2 separate regions of the Mus musculus genome follow, and region 1 is linked to region 2. Evidence: chromatin loops called from intact Hi-C (ENCODE). Cell type or tissue: heart. All regions are shown on one strand. Links, peaks and the distances in the headings refer to the core of each region. The heading gives the core; the rest is flanking DNA. Region 1 has its middle 54 kb from the start of Comtd1. Region 2 overlaps Zfp503 (zinc finger protein 503).

Region 1 (8,440 bases), core at 330-8,329, 78 kb after region 2:
GGGTAGACTTGAAAATGGACGTGTGTAGGGAAAGACGTGAAAATGGACATTTTTCAGTGCAACATTTTAATGTTTCATGGGGACATGATCAAAGAAACGGTGGCAAGATCTACACAAAAGTGAGCCTTTCAATCTCATGTCATGGGAAGGGGAGGGACTCATGAAGGCCTACCCCTCCCTGAGAAGGCATAGGTAGATAAGGGTAACTGCTGTGATTTAAGTGGGAAATGCACCCATAAGCTTATATATATTCGAATATTTGGGCCCCAGTGGGTGGCCCCGTTTGGGAAGGTCATGGAACCTTAGGAGGCTCAGCCTTGCAGGGAGGGAGGGTGGCATGTGAGGCAGTTAAGGGTTTACAACCTGGTCTCACTTCCTGTTCATTCTGTTTCCTGTGTGTAGATGAAAATGTGGTCGGTTGCTCAGCTTCCTACAGCCTGCTACCAGGCCTCCCTCCCCGTGAGGGCCTCTTTCTCTCTGAACCTGTGAGCCAAAATAAACCCCACCCCTCCCTTGGGATCTCTAGGCAGGTAATTTACTCGAGTAGTGCAGCTTCTCTCCAACTGGTCCCCTTTGTACTCTGGCATCTTCTCCCTCTGTCCATCCCTCCCTCCTTCCCTTCCTCCCTTCTCCCTCCTTTCTCTGTGTATCCCAGTGAGTTTTTTTTAAAGAGATCTATCATCCTCTTCTGTTTCCATGGGTGTCTACACACACACACACACACACACACACACACACACACACACAAAATGAAAAAATATCAAAATACAAGGGGGACCAGTTAGAATGAAGGAGCAAAGGGAGACAGAAGGAATAAGAATGGGTTATGGAGTGAAGATGATCCAAATACATTATATACATGCATGAAAATATTTTAGTGGAATGTATTATTATGTGTAATTAATATAAGCTAATAGATACCTTTGAGACAGGGTCTTACTATGAGATTCTGGCTAACCTTAACTAGGCTTACCTCAAACTAACAGAGATCTGCCTACCTCTGCTTCCCAGAATGTAAGCATTAAAAGTTGTTTAGTGTTTAAAAAGACCGCTTTGGTGTTACTTCGGTGTTATTAGTTCCTCTCTTGTCAGTGTGACCAGTTCCCTGACAGAAACAAGTTAAAGGAGATTCCTTTTAGCTCAGCTTCAGGAGGCTTCATTCACAGTCACTCCAGTCCTTGTCTCTGTGTCTACTATCTGGTTAAAACATAGTGGCGGGGGACGGGGGGGGGGTATGCAGAAAGAAGCTACCCACCTTGTGGCAGACAGGAAGCAAAACTGAAGATGGATCTAAGGACCAGCCATGGCCTTAAAGGCACGCTCAGCCATAGCCTACTTCCTCTAGCCAGGCTCCATGCCGTTTCCAGGGTCTCCCTAACAGTGCTACCAGTCAGATATCAAGGATTCAACATAGGAGTTATGGGGACACAGCTAAATCCTACTGGGGATCCAGAGAGTGAAGTGCCTAAGTATGACATCTAGAGGATGTCCCCAAATGTGACAGAGTAAAGACATGGGAGATGGGTCTTTAAATGTGTAGAGGGTTTCCAGAGAAAGAAGCCAGAGGGCTCGGAGAGTCAGAAATAAAATGGGCACGAGCACATTGTTCTATATGAGCCTGGTAATCTTAGGGACACTAAAAAGGTTCATGAAGCAGAAATGTGGGGCTCATGGTTGAGGACAGGTGAGAAATGAGGCAGGAGAAGCTGAAGGGGGGCCACCTACTGCCAGCCAAGGCTTTGAGCTGCATCTTGTGGTGTTCACAGATGTGGGTTCCCTTCTATTCTTAGGACACTGTCCCTTGAAAATGATCCACAACCCCATGTCATCTGTCCCAAACAGCTTTCAGGTTCCATCATCAGGACTCCCCGTTTTCCAGGATACCACGCCTTCCTTCTTAAGGAAGGAATATTGGGCTTCCTCAACAACAGCAAGCTTTTCCAGGTCTCTCCTGCTCAGAGAAGTCGGGAGGAAGAAGGCAGATCTGAGCTATCATCTGCTTGGTCCAAGGGGAGTCACCACCTCAGAGGCTTGCCTGGGGTCACTGATGAGAAAGGCAGAGATGACAGTTCCCACTTCCTGCAGCAAAGCCCAAAGTTACTTACACCTCAGACCTTCTGCTCTGAAAACTGCCTGGCATCTACTCACCCTCCCCAGGGACTGAACAACTGGGTCAGAGAGAACCGCCTCTCTGCTATGCTGGGCCTGGGATGCCTCCCCAGGACAGTTCCCTCCCCAGAGACGAGAGATGGTCAAACCGCTCTCTGAACGTGACCTCAGAGATATGCAGCAAGGACCTGGGCCCTATTTATCACTACAGGGCTATAATTAGGTTTGTTAACATAGAGTCGAGTGTAGTCTCCTTGACTAGGGACTTAATCACGTTACTATTGAGTTCCTGTACGCATTGCTCCGAGTGACTGTTTTTACTTGCAGAGTTATAGCCAAGCCCGGCGGGAGGAAATTAGCTTTGGACACAAGTTTGGGGAGGGGGGGTTCTTTTTCCTCCTGACTCTGCTTCCCTCCCCCACCCTTTCCATGCGAAAATATTTAGCAAACAGTGACAATGATGAAAACCAGTAGGAAACAAAATGTTCTACATTAGTATAAAACATGAAAAATGCAGCAAGGACCCTTAGCGGTACAACATGTGTTATGCTGGCTGGCAGCCCATTAGCTCTGATAGACATTTCACTTACCTAAGTCAAATATAACAGTCTAGTATTCATTAATATAAGAAGGGGCCGTGGAATCAGAGCTACCATCTGGCTGGGCCGACAGAATAATCTACAACTCATGATTAGGTCTAAGGAGTGGGGTTTCACTTTAATCTTTCTCGTTGCTCGAAATTTCCATCTGCGCAGTTCGGCACATCATTTTTCTTCAAGACAAATGTGCTGTTTTTCATGTTCCAAAATTAGATCAGAAGAAAACGATTAATCATGTCAGGCTTGGGAAAGGGAACAAAGCCCCCATGTTCCCGGCTCTCCCTGCCCCCCCACCCCTCCCTGGCCCTGCAAGTTTGGGTTCCCCTCACCACTACTACCTAACTTCAGCATAACTTTAGGGGGGATACCACTAAGTATCCAGAGGAGAGAGGACAGGGAGAGGATTTGGGGTGCTTTAGGGAGCCCCTCACCCAAGTTTACCCTGTACTCTTGACCCAGCACACACGTGTGCTGAAGGGTCACCCCTAGCTGGTCTTGGAGGCACAAAGGCACGGCCCTGAACCCAGAGTGACAAAAAAAGGGTCGGAGGGGGCCTTCTGCAGCCCTTGTCCCCTCCTTGCCATAGCCCTGTCTGTCAGTCCGCTTGCAAGTCATAACAAATCCCTGGCGCGGAGCTGAAGCTGAGCGTTTGCCTGGGCGTCATGGGGATGATGAATGACCCGCAGGCCTTTGAAGTGCTCTGCCAGTTCAGCTGGGTCCGTGGTGCTGACAGAGAAATATACACAACAGCGTAACCAATAATGAGAACATTAAACATTCCTGCGCCGTGACAGGCTGACAGAAAAACCCGGGCTCGCATCAATCATCCTGCAGATAGACCCTTGACAAGGGGCCCTCGCCATGGCCCTCACCCGCCTCCCTGGCTCCCTCTTCTTCCGCCCAGCCCCTCTGTCCTCCTTGCCAGACCCTCTCTTCCTTCCTCAGGACCCCTCCTCTGGAGCCTCTGTCCTCTTGCGAGATTTTTGCCTTCGGGGCCTCTCTGAGGTCAAGTGAGGTTTGGGTCCCTGACATTTTAGTGAGGCAGCCCGTGAGTGACACCATGAGGAGACACCACAGCAGTGACAAGACTGTGAAGGCTTTGAGCTTACAGCACTTGCAATTATAGCTTTCAGGTCCTGAGAATGAATACAAACCACTGTGTGCTGGAAACTGTATCCAAATCCAAAGCCAGGTGCTCCGGAGCCGGTGACCCAAGACCCCCAGCTCCCTGTATGACTTGGGTAAAGGCCCCTTTCATAGTGCCCCCCACAATCCCCTGTCAGTTGAACTTAGCTGGGGGGAGGGGGTAGCATCTGAACTCTGATCTGTCTGAAAGAGAAGAAACAGCAGAGAAAAATTCTTTCTTCCTTTCCCCCCAGCAGGAAAGGAGGTCTGTCCAGATAAGACACTCTGAATGGAACTTCAGCCCCTTTTCTGAGGAGTTGCTGGCCCCTGTCTGGATTTGGCTTGAGCCACACATCCATCCCTAGGCCTGGTCTTTAGTCCCTCTGTAAGGTGGGGTAGTCCCCCACACCTTTCACACAGAGATTGGCCAGGTCTATCCAGGGGCTGGCAGCCAGCAGCTTCATTCCAGTCCCAGATTTGAGGCCTTGGGCAAATCCAGAATGCTTCTGGACCACAAAATAAAAGTAGAATCCTTGCCTGGAGGCCCTCACGGATTTGTTTATAGTCTCCAAAAGCAGAGGATTATTGGCCTGCTCTTAACCTTGGAGCTTTGAGAGAGAGGGAGTTATTTCTATTTATGTCCCCATCCTTGGCTTTTTAGCAGGGAGTAAATGTGACTTTCAAAAAAGTCATGAAAACTGCTTATAGTTTTTAATACATGCATCCTGACACAGAGGGATGGCCATTCTGGGTCATCTAAGTAGATTGGTGTTTTCAGAGGAGACAGAGAGGAGAGTACTGAACCCCTCTACTGCAAACTGCAGAAAACCTTATGCCTTCCTTTCTGCCTCCCCAGAGGCCACTACCATCCTTGCCGCCTGCGGTCATCACTGGCCTTACCCTCCTCTGATACCCTGTGGCCATTAGTCACAGTCAATGTCAAATTATGCTTGAAACTACTTGAGGTCAAGGCAATGTGTGTTACTGTCCTCTGCGTTCCCTGGCCCTTGCTAGCCTCCTTGCTCTGCCATACCTACCCCACCCTCAGCCTCTTTTCTTAGAAACTGGTCCTTCCAAGCCATGTTTGAACCCTGTTAACAATATCCTTTGCCACTGATGACCAGTCTGTCGTTTATTAAACACCTATCTCTCCATCTCCAGCAGAACAAAATCAATAACGGTAATAAAAAGATAACACCTATCTCTGCAGCCAATCAGGTTCTCTCTTCCTTGAAGTATGAACTCAGCCACAGGTAGTGTTGGGTTTCTGAAAGCTATGCAGTGGCTGGGGCTTGGGAAAGCCATTTTGATCCATATACATACACACTGAGGAGGGAAGAAAAGGCTGATGTTTAAGTCCACGCAGGAGAATGAAGAGGTAGGTGAGAGAAGTGTGAATGCTATACCAGGTAGACCCCAAGAGAAGACAGCATAGCTTCAATTCTCTTACTGACCGATCATAGGCCAATGCCTGGTTTCATTGCGGTTTTTTTTCTCTTAACATAATGGTGAGATAGCCAGTCCCTGGAAAAGACCCTGGTATGACTTGGGCCTAGTCAATCACTGTATCCCATCTTCCTGTCAAAATGATTGACTCAGGGATAACCACATGACTCATGCTAAGCAAGTCGTATACCTTCAGCGAAACTTCATAGACTGATTCTGAGAGAAACATTTCTCAATCTCTTCAAATATTTATTGTTATTGTCTTTTGTGGGCTTTGTTATTGTTATCTGAGACAGAGTCTCATTTATCCTACGTTCAAGATTGACCTTAAACTTCTGGCCCTCCTGCCTCTACCTCCAGACAGCTGAGATCCCAGGCACGTGTCACCATACCCAGTTTTATGAGGTTGAAGGCCAGGACCAGCACTCTATCAGCCCCTTTTCAGACCTTCTGGATTGGGTATTGTAAAGCTATGACTTCCATAGCTTCGAGTGCTACAGCTACTGCCTGCAAGAAACCAAGCTACACAAGCACCAGTGAAGCCCAGCAGTGAACCCATTAGTGATGGGTCTCAGTGACCTGTCTGGTCTTCTTATCTCATCAGTACTGGATCCTGCTCCATATAAAACTTTCCCACAAGGTAAGCTAGTACATTCCCTACCTTGATGAAAATAGACTTCTTGCAAGCTAAAAAAAAGTCTTCATACAAGAGTTCAGGGGACAGGCCAATTTTAGGAGGATGCATCTATGATTCTTTTTTTATTTTCCATTGCAATGAAAATAAACAAGACCACTGGATCACAGAGCAGAGAAGGCTGCAAACAATCCTCTCCTGCAAGACTCACCTGCACCCTTCCTGGCAGACAGTAAGTCTAAACAGCTGCATTCCTGAATCTCGATGCTCCCAGGACCAGCCCAGGTGATGGATTGATGAACCCCCTCTAAAATGGCTCTTTTCATTCTCTGATTTGTTCCTCTCCCAAGCAAGAAAGGCAAGGATGAGTGGTGGTCACCCCAGCTTCTGCAGTTAGCCACCTGACCCATTCCCCAAGCCACCCCAGCAGGAAGCCAGGCACAAGCTTGTGAGAAAAGGGATTTTTTTCTACCAAAGATGACTAGCGCCAAGGGCCAATATCCCCTACCTTGTAAAAAGTTTTATGCAAATCTTTAATCTCCTTTAGCTTATAAAACTTTTATGCAAATCTTTTAAGCAGACCCCATCTTATAAAACTTTTATGCAAATATTTTAATCTCCCCCACCATAAAACTTTTGTTTACACAAAGGCCTGTTGCTTTCCTGGAACTTCTCCCCCAAGTGGCCAGCCCCCCTTCCCCTTCCCCTTCCCCTTCATTCGCATGTTGCTTTCCAAATTAGCCAATTAGGAGTATATTATGAATTTGAACCTCAGCCAATGAGGAACAGCCAAGCTTCCCCTTATGAATATAAGACATGTGAGCTACTTACTAGCCAAGTTTGGGTCATGGCACATCATTTTTACAAAAGAAAAAATAAAGAAAGGAAGAGAGACAGAAAGACAGACAGCCTTGCCATGTTCCTTAATTTTGCTTTATTTGGGTGTTTCTTTGTGTGACACTTTTTTTTTCCCAAAATGCTGACCCTCCATCTGCTTCAGACATAGTCCTGGATCCCACTTCTCAGGTGCCACTGCCCTCCATCCTCAAGACAGGGTTGCACTGTACTTCCTGAGCTGGGCTCAAACTCCTAGGTTCAAGTAATCCTTCTGCCTCAGTTTCCCAGGTAGCTGAGCACGGCCACCCAGTTTTTATCTTAGACGCTCTTTTCAGGGCCAGAGGACCAGTTCTGTTCTGATAACAAAATCCCTGGACACATGGGAGAGACCTGGCACAGCAGAGGAATAAAAAATCAATTGGAAATTTTAGTTAACTATAAACATATCATGAGCCAATCTTGTGTGATATTACTTCTGGGAGGAAAAAAAAAGAATAATACATTTATGAGCCAAGTTGTGCTAGGGTGTCACATTTGTCACATTCAAATGACACCTTAAGAATCCTGAGGAGGATTAGATGGGTGAGGATAATAGGGAAAGAAAGAAAAGGAAGGTCTCAAGAGGAGGGAGGGACAGACAAATAGACAACGGACAGGCAGGCACATAGGCATGAGCAAGGAGGGAGGGAAAGGGACATGATGGTTTAAAATTCTAACACTCAGAAGGCTGATGCTGGAAGGTGGCAAGTCTGGGATGCTAGTGAGTCCTTACACTTAAAAGGAAGAAAAAACAAACGAACCAAAAACCACAATTATTTATTGAGTGCCTGCTGTGTGTCAGGAGTTTCTGGGTGTTGGGGACAAGCAGACAGCAAAGGCAGAATCTCTGCTGAGGACTCTGGAAGTCCAGAGGGAAAAAAATTCCGAGAAACTAGTACAGACAGAGGCCCTGAATAGCAGGCATCTGGCCCTCAGGGATGGAGAAACCCGTCTCTATCAGCATCTGGACTAGATGTTGGGAGAAACCCGTCTCTATCAGCATCTGGACTAGATGTTGGGAGAAACCCGTCTCTATCAGCATCTGGACTAGATGTTGGGAGAAACCTGTCTCTATCAGCATCTGGACTAGATGCTAGGGAGAAACCCGTCTCTATCAGCATCTGGACTAGATGTTGGGAGATACCTGTCTCTATCAGCATCTGAACTAGATGCTAGGGAGAAACCCGTCTCTATCAGCATCTGGACTAGATGCTAGGGAGAAACCTGTCTCTATCAGCATCTGAACTAGATGCTAGGGAGAAACCCGTCTCTATCAGCATCTGGACTAGATGTTGGGAGAAACCCGTCTCTATCAGCATCTGGACTAGATGCTAGGGAGAAACCCGTCTTCATTGCATCTGGAACATAGCTGTGAGAAAGTCTAAACTGACTCCCATACAGAATTCACATGGAGAGACCCACAGAAGTATCCAACTCCCACCCCAGACAAGCCAAGGTCCATATCTGGGACATTAGACACCAAAAGTGAATAGAGACTCGGTCATAACAGCAGCAAGCATAATGATGACAGCTGGCAAGATGGCTCAGTGAGTAAAGGTGCTTGCAGCCAAGCCTGAGCCTCAGTTCAAACCCTGAGATCCACATAGTAGATAGAAGGAGAAAATAGATTCTGTGACTGTCCTATGACTTA
Region 2 (8,440 bases), core at 160-8,159:
AGCCACTTGCGGACCCATACGGCCTTCCCAGGGACAGACAAACTGCTGTCGGGCTACCCCAGTTCTTCGTCTCTCGCCAGCGCCGCAGCAGCAGCCATGGCTTGTCACATGCACATCCCCACGTCGGGCGCACCGGGCAGCCCAGGGACTCTGGCGCTGCGCAGCCCCCACCACGCACTGGGACTCAGCAGCCGCTACCACCCGTATTCCAAGAGCCCGCTCCCCACGCCCGGTGCCCCAGTGCCGGTGCCTGCCGCCACCGGACCATACTACTCCCCTTATGCCCTCTACGGACAGAGACTGACCACTGCCTCCGCACTGGGGTATCAGTGAGGGCGGCCCAGAGGAATTTGGAAAGAGGAAGGATCTGGGGGATGGGAGGAGCGAGGGAGGGGCAGGACCCGAGCGAGGTTCCTGACACCCGCAGGGGCAGAAGACCCGGGCTACGGAAGGGAAAAGAAAGTTTAAATCTTACCTATCCACCCAACCACAGAGATCGAGAGAGCCTGGATGCGAAACTTCTCCTCCACCCCTACTCCCCCAATCAAACTTTATAAAAGTTGAAAAAAAATCATTTGACTTTTTATAGAAAAAGAAGGAAAACTAATTGAAAAAGTGTTCATCTGAGGACTTCGCCGGTGAACATTGGTATTTATTTATGTTAGCTCCAAGCGGACCCGTGGTTCAAAAGTGCATTATTTAGTTTGAGCTCCGTAGGTTAAAAGGAGGAGGGGGGGAATTAAAACTCGAGGGTAAATATGTGGAAAACAAACCCTCCGATCCCTTGTAGAGTATAAATAAAAACAAAGCCGCTACAGAATTAGGGGTCTTCTCTTTAATGTTACTTTAAAATTGCTATGATTGTATTGTGCGTTCTTATTTAATGTCTGATTGAAACTCAAATTTACATGCATGTTTGTTACAAAAAAGAAATGAAAACGACGAAACAAAATAAGTCACAATTTGTCAACTCTGATTTCAAATTGCAATTATTTTTAAGGTGTATACCATCGAAAGAGAATGGGTATTTTTTTGTATGTATTCTGGAAGAAAACAAAAAAAAAGGAAAAACAATTCTATTCCAAAACCTCATTTGCCTTATTTTGTTCTTTAAAAGGAACACTTAACTATTTTTAATTTTTAAGTCCACCCGCTGAGAAGGGGACAAGGTTTACGTCATGTGCTAAAATAATAGACAATGTATCGCTTTAAAGATTAAAATTCCGTATATTTGATGTATTAAAAGGTTTTACTTCTTATTATCTTTTTATTTTTTCCTTTTATTAAAGCGGTTTCAGCCGCTGCGGATTCCCGGGACCTCCCTAATATCTTCAGCCCAGGATCGTGGCTATGAATTTCCTACTGCTTTGTTGTGATTTTCTTGAATAGGCGAAAGCTTCAGAAGGGCTGGCCAGCTGAATGATTGGCCTTAGGGGAAAATGTTTTTTTCAAGAAAGAATTCCAATGTGGAAAGATAGTAGCCTTAGCTAATTGCTCATTTCGTTTTTATTTAAATCTCTGGGAAGCTGCTGTGTGAAAAGTGAAAGCAGAGAAAATAGAAGCTTTGGCTTTTGTTAAATTTCCATTTTAAGGGTGGGGGGGGGCGTTTGAGTTTCGTTTTGTGCAAAGAGTAGAGCAGGCTGGGACTCGCCCGGCTGAGCCAGAGGCCCCCCTACCCCCGGGACACGCGACTGCCTAGCCGTTCCCCTGTTCGCAGTTCAAGCATCCCCGGCCTGGGGCAGACAGCCGGGACAGACTAGCAGGGATGGGAGGACATTTGCTGACCTGGAGAGAGCCGGCAGGACCTTCTTGTCCTTCGGGAACAAAGTGAGTTTTTTAGACCTAGAGATAGTCAAATATCCCAACCCCCTTCACACCCTGCCCACCCCACCCCACCCGCCGCCTGTCTTCTTCCTGCTGGAGTTAGAGCGGATGGCAGGCCTTCTCCCAGGCTGCTTTTCCCTGTCCAGATCGCTCCGCAGCTGTGCGGTTGCCCAGTCCGGGTTGCAAGAGTGCGCTCCGGCTCCAGGAACCCAAAAATCCCCTTTTAAACTCAGCAATGCGAGGCGTCTTGGCGGCCCTGCTTCACCTCGCAGAAGCGATTTTGTGCTGTTCAGGGCGAACGGCGCGGCAGGATCCATGTGTGGATCCCCGCTGCGTTCTCCCTTCTTCCCAACTTGAGCCTCATCACCCGGCAGCAGAAGCTGGGAAGAACAGGGTAGGGAGATGGCCCGGTCTCAGCGAGACCTAGAGGCCCTTGCTGGAGCTGGAGTTCTTCAGCTGTTGGAGCGCTGGGCACAGGACACCCTTCGGTGGATCCTGGGACCAGAGAGTTAAGGACGTAGAGCGCGCACCCCATGGCGCACCCTCCTGGAGTTAGGCCTTTCTGGGTTCTCCCAGCCTCTGGCTTCCCTCTGTCCCAGCTCTCTCTGTCGTCTTTGAGCCACGCGCCAAGTCTACCCTCCGCTTTGGACCTTGGGAGGAACAGCCACCCGGGCCCTGATGCCATTTGCATAGGACTCAGTGGCTTTTTAGATTTTTTTTTCCCACCCTGCTCCTTAGCACCAGCCTAACGCAGGGGGAACCTTCCCCCGGGTGGCACGCACAGCGGACCGGCGCAGGAGCAGACTTTGGGAAGACTCTGGCTTCTTTGCTGCTTCCCCGAAGGGTGCAGCCTGCCGGCCTGAAACTCTGGCACCCAGACCTGGCGCCAGGAGAAGGAACACTGCGGCCTTGCTGCCACTCTGGTTCGGAGGAGAGACACTAGGCTGGCCTGAGCTTCTTGAGAACATGGGCCAGCTCACCACCCCAGGTGCTTGGACAAACTCCGAACACCACCAGGTTGGGAAGTAGATGATGCCATGGAAGCCCCCCACATCTCAGGACCCCGGCCTTGGGATCTGAAAGGCAGGCCGCTGTCTAAGCCCCCTCACCAGTACCAGCCACAGGCCGCTGGCATTGGGACCCACAAGCTTCGCCCACCACGACCTTGCATCTTTGGGCAGAGGTTCTTTTGTCGCTTCGCCCTGCCCACCAGAAAAGAAAAGAAAAAAAAAGAAAAAAAAAAACCCGCTCTGATAGGAAAGGCCTACACATTCCTCAGCCCTGCAATTTAAGCCTGGGACCTGCAGAAAGACTACTGGGACGTTCGAGCTTTCGAGCTCCTTCTTGGCATTATATTAGCCAAAACAAAACCAGAAAGAAAGAAAGAAAGAAAGAAAGAAAGAAAGAAAGAAAGAAAGAAAGAAAGAAAGAAAGAAAGAAAGAAAGAAAGAAAGAAAAACTTTAATAAAACGCTCTTCTGGGAGAAGTTAGGCATAAGCAGCAAAATCCCAGAACCTCGGGGCTGGGGGCGGGGGGGGGGGAGGTTAAGGCCAGGAAAGATTCCCGACATGTGGGATAGAGCCAAGTCACTCTGGGGCAGTTATAGGATGGAGGATGCCAGTACGTGTTGCGGGTCCGGGCGGAGTTCTCGAGCCTCCCAGGAGAGACATGCGCCCCTCCCCACGCCATCCTGGAGCCTTCCCCTCCTCCGCCTCTCAGCCACTCTCTCCGCAGTTGTGGAGAGCGCCCGAGCGCTGCAGTCGTCGGCCGGAGCCTGAACCGCGAGCATGTCCGCTAGGCGGCACTGCAGATCCCAACAGAGCCGGGGAAAATACCAGGAACCCAGGCCAGCCCAAAGGCCTCAGGCTGGGTGGTCACCCCAGGACCCCAAGCCGCCTCCACCTTTCCTGCTTTCAGGGGTCCCCCAACCTGTCATTCCTCAGTCATTTCTTGCTGCAAGCCATCTCCTTGCTTGCAAACCACCTCCTTGCTCCTCTTCTACCCATGTAGCTTCCAGTTTAGCTGGCTGCTCCCTACACCACCACCACCACCACCACCACCACCACCACCACCACCACCACCACACACACACACACACACACACACACACACACTTCGCGCTTACAGGTCTCACATGTCCCACCTAACTTCGAGACGCTTCAACTGTCACTCTCAAGGCTCCAGTAACACACACACACACTCCCGCCCTGTCTTGCATGCTCTTGGGTGTGCAAACATCTTCTGCTTGGAGCAGGTGGCCTAGATAGAGGATGAGACTCAGAGTCCTCTGGGGTGCCTGTTTCACAGGCCAGGAGACAGCTCACAGAAGCCTCTTGAGGTCTCTCTACAGGTCTTTCACCTCAATGGGGAAACTAAGACAAAGTCCGGGAAGTGAATGGTAGGGCTAGAGGACAAAGCCTTCTCCATTCAATTCTATCCAACATGTTTCCTTTCCTCTGGTGGAGAAGCTAAGTGACCCCCACATCTTTGCTGTGAGTTGTGACCTTGCTTCTCTTAATGACTACAGCCAACATGTTAGTGTTCATCCTATTTAACCTTCACAACACCGCCATGGGGTCATTTACCCCATTTTCCAAATGAGGAAGCTGAGGCTGGGCATGACTCTACCTTGAGGCTTTCAAGCTGCATAAGCAGGATTCTCACCTTGGCTGCCCCTACAGGAGGAGATTTTAAAATAGGGCAATGCCCGAAACCAGACGTTGACTTATCTGGTATGGGGGTGGGCAGGGGAGGTCCTCTGAGTTATCTTAATTTTTATTATGAAGACTTTTCCAAACACGGAGATTGAAGTAATGGTGTGAGGGACTCCCATGAACTCTCTTCCAACCTAAGAAACTGTCAACTCATGGGCACACTCATGTCCTCTCTACCCTATCCAAAAGCCCACTGCCGCCATCCTGCAACTTTATCTCCTCAGATGTCAGTCACGTCTACTCAGAGATCCGACGGGTGCCTAGGCTGGCATCTTTGATATGGAATATGTGGGTTCCTATCTAGCAGACCACCGGCCTGAAATGGGAGGTGCTGATCCCAGAATGTGCCTGGAATCAGGGGTGGGGATGGGTGCCAGTGGAGTGCTTGTAGAAGGTGTCTGTAAAATACTTTGAGTCCCAGTCTGGTGTGGCAGTAGGAGACATTCTCAAAGTGTCCCTTCTACTGTAGCATGTGACAGCTTAAAACCATAAGCTACAGTAGAAGGAACAGGTTCAGGACTGAGTGAGCCAGGCTCTTAGCTCCTCCTTGGCTTATTCTATGCCTCCCTTCCTCTTCTCCTCCATGTTCTCATCAGTAAAATGGAGACACTAATTCCATCCTACCGGGAGTGATTTGGAGCCTCAAATAAGATACTAAATATAAGGGTTGGGAACAGCTCAATGATAGATCATGTGCCAAGCACATGTGGGGCCTGGGTCTGATTCTCAGCATGGGTGGGAAAAATCAACAATAATTAAAATCTGAAGTGTCCAAGTTCCTATCTGACCTACACTGAGCCTTTACCGTGGCTCTCAGTAAAGCCTGAAGAGCTGTCTGTGGCTCCCTTGACCCAGTAGCTTCTCCAGGGTACCTGTGATCATGGTTCCTCTTCTGATGAGTCCTATTTGGTGCTCTCCATGGCTCCACAAACACAGTTCAAACCCTCTACCTGCTAGCTAAACCCCAATCTCCTACTCAGTTATGCCAATCGTATGGTCCTCCCCTGGAATGCCTTCTTCCCCCTCCCCCACCCTCTCTCTCTGCCCCTGTTACTGCGCAAGTGTGAGGGACCCTCACAAACTTATGTGTTTGAACATAGCCCAGCAGCTAGTGCTGGAATCGTCTCAGGAGGTGGGGGCTGGCTGAAAGGGTAAGTTATTGTGGACAGGCTTTGAGGTTAATAGCTCAGCCAACTTTCTGATCTTTCTCTGCTTTCTGATCTGCTCAAGCATGAGCAGATCCCTCTGCCCTATGGACAATGCTCCAGCTACCGTGTCTTCCTAATGTGATGAACTGTGTCCCCCAAATGGGACCCAAAGTGAGTCCTTCTTCTGTAGAGTTACTTTTGCCAGGTAATTTTTCATAGCAACAACAAAAAAAAAAAGTGACTAATATACCACCCTCAAAATTATCCCAATACTAGGCTGAGTCTATTAGCTACAACTTTACTCTCTGCACTCAGGAGGCAGGGGCAGGCAGATCTCTGTGAGTTCAAGGCCAATCTGGTCTACACACTAAGTTCCAGGACATTGGGGCTACATGGTGAGACCCTATCTCAAAAAATGAATGAATGAATGAATGAATGAATGAATGAATGAATGAATGAGGAAGGAAGGAAGGAAGGAAGGAAGGAAGGAAGGAAGGAAGGAAGGAAGGAAGGAAGTTGTCTCAATCCTCACCTCCAGGTCTCCCCCTTTTTACACTCTGTATTTACACAGAGGTGAGAGTAGACATATGAAAGCCACTGGGACAGGGATAAGGATTGACGAGGATTTCCCCACAGCTGTGTAACCAGGAGTAAGACAGATACAACGGTGAAGTCCTCTCCAAAGTGACCTGTGGCTGTGCATACAGGTGAATGGCATGCTGCCTCAGATGCTGATGCTCCTTACGTTTCCATACGTTTATAGGTATCTATCTCTGTTGCCTTCCCCATCTCACAAGTGAGGAACAAAGGGGGAACAAAGATGTGTTCCTATAACGCAGCACTGGACTCTGGGCCTGCCCCCACATGCTCTTTCATATTGCTAACTCCAAACTCCTCCTTTGGCCTTAGCTGTTACCACCCTAATTTCTGAAAGCTCCCTGGGATGACCACTTGGTGTTGGTGATCGATTGGTGTGCCTTTCCCTGGGCATGCCTGTTTCTCCCACTCTGAGCATCCCTTAGTTGCCTGCGGTTCTTGATCTATAGCTGAGGCCTTGTGAGCTTTCTCCCATCCTGTTTGTACAAAAGGCATGTCTATTTGGTATCCTTGTTCAGATTTTACTTATACAGCTATTCTGATGAGACTTCATGGGTCTCATCATTTCTCTGACATCTTTAGGAAACACAATCTCACTGTTCCTCTGGCTCTCACAATCTTTCTGCGCCCTTTCCACTATGATCTCTGAGACTGAGGTGCAGGAATTATGTTCTAGATGCATCAGTCAGGGCCAGCCAGAACATGGTTCTCTGCATTTTGATTGGCTGTGGTCTTCTGTGATAGTCTCCATCTGTTGCAAAGAACGTTTTCTTGATGAGGGGTAAGGACTACGCTCATCTGTGGGTATAAGTACATTCATCTGTGGGTACATTTCTAGGGGTGATGCTGGTTTGGTAAAGCGGCAGTTGTAGATTCTCCAGGATCCACGACCTAACCAGCCTCTAGTTATTGGCTTGGTTTCTGGTACCAGGCATGATTTTCCTCTTGTTGAGTGGGCCTTTGGTCCAACCAAAGAGCTGTTGGTTACTGCCAATGTACACATGCCACTATTATGCCCTTAGGAATGTCATGCCATGCTGGCCATTGCTATAGTTCATGGCCTCATAGATGACAAGAACAACTGGTTGCTTCTCTCCATTGGAAGTTTTTATGGCACCTTCCAGTACCATGAAAGCTAATCCTCAGACAGGCTTTCGGGTCAGAACCAGATAGGATCCTCCAAGTCCTGTATCTGAAGTTATCTGGTATCTTCCAGACACATTTTTTTTCTTTTGTAAGATAGGGTCATATGTACTCCAGACTGGCCTTGAACTCTTTATGTAGGCAAGGATGATATTGAAATGCTGGTCCTCTGGCCTCCACTCCTTGAGTACTGGGATTATACTACCATACCCAGTTGATGCAGTGTTGGAGAGCCAACCCAGGGTTTCATGCATACTAAGCATGATCAACTGAACTACATCCCCAGCCTCAGATATTTTTTTTCTATTGTCTACCAAGTCTATAGGTTGAGTTAATGGAGAAAACTCCTCTGCTAGCATGGTACATAAAACCTAGCAGGTGTTGATACGTGTTAGAAAAAGGGAGGCAAAAGGAGAGCACAGAGATGAAGAACAGGGCTAAGTAAGATTGCCCCCTGCACATAGTGAGGACCTGAGTTCAGAGTTCCAGGTTCCATGAGAGACTCCATTTCAAGGGAAGAAGACATAAGGATGTCAGAAAACATTACACCCAATGTCCTTCTTTGTTCGTACAAAAGGCATACATACCTACATATGTATAACACATGCACACACATAATTAAGTTTTTAAAAAGAGAAATATGCAACAAGTTGTTTGTCTTAAGGGCAACTATTCTTTCAAAGGGTTTGGGGAACACAAAGGAACATGCATGGCCTTAGGAAACTTGTAAGTTTGGACTTAAAACCTAGGCCCAAGGTGAACTTCAGTACATTAGTTAGAAACTGCACTTTCTGACAGTAACAAAAAAAAAAAAAAACCCTACATCATGATATAAGGAAGATAAATGTTCTCTCAAAGTACAAGTGGACAGTCTAGGCTGGAAGGCCATTGGTCACCAGAAACCCAGGGTCTTCAATCACAATTCTGCCAGCCCAACCTGGCAATCTTTCATTCTTTTGTCATATGAGTCCCAGATAGCTATTTGAGTTCAGCTACCATTGTATGGTGCCAAAC

What was found. Peaks named below come from ENCODE experiments on the same cell type or tissue, not always from the same donor. Only the 100,000 strongest peaks of a DNase experiment are listed, where the experiment ranks them.
Region 1: a loop joins it to region 2, with 9 times the contacts of the local background. A loop is called at or near these places in 3 of 42 quality-filtered maps.

Annotation. Positions count from the first base shown.
Region 1 is chr14:21,898,948-21,907,387 of GRCm38, reverse strand. No RefSeq gene overlaps it. Among named protein-coding and RNA genes, the nearest start is that of Comtd1, 54 kb to the right of the region's middle. In heart, for the core only: a CTCF peak has its summit at 3,767; a DNase peak (open chromatin) is centred at 2,237; H3K4me3 peaks cover 1,160 bases; H3K27ac peaks cover 3,979 bases; H3K27me3 peaks cover 155 bases.
Region 2 is chr14:21,976,781-21,985,220 of GRCm38, reverse strand. Zfp503 (zinc finger protein 503) reads left to right here. Exons shown (of 3, transcript NM_145459.3): 3 at 1-1,259. The coding sequence ends at 333. Among named protein-coding and RNA genes, the nearest start is that of A330001L22Rik, 8.5 kb to the left of the region's middle. In heart, for the core only: a CTCF peak has its summit at 3,617; DNase peaks (open chromatin) are centred at 230, 2,010, 2,400, 3,610 and 2 weaker places; H3K4me3 peaks cover 3,632 bases; H3K27ac peaks cover 2,848 bases; H3K27me3 peaks cover 2,472 bases.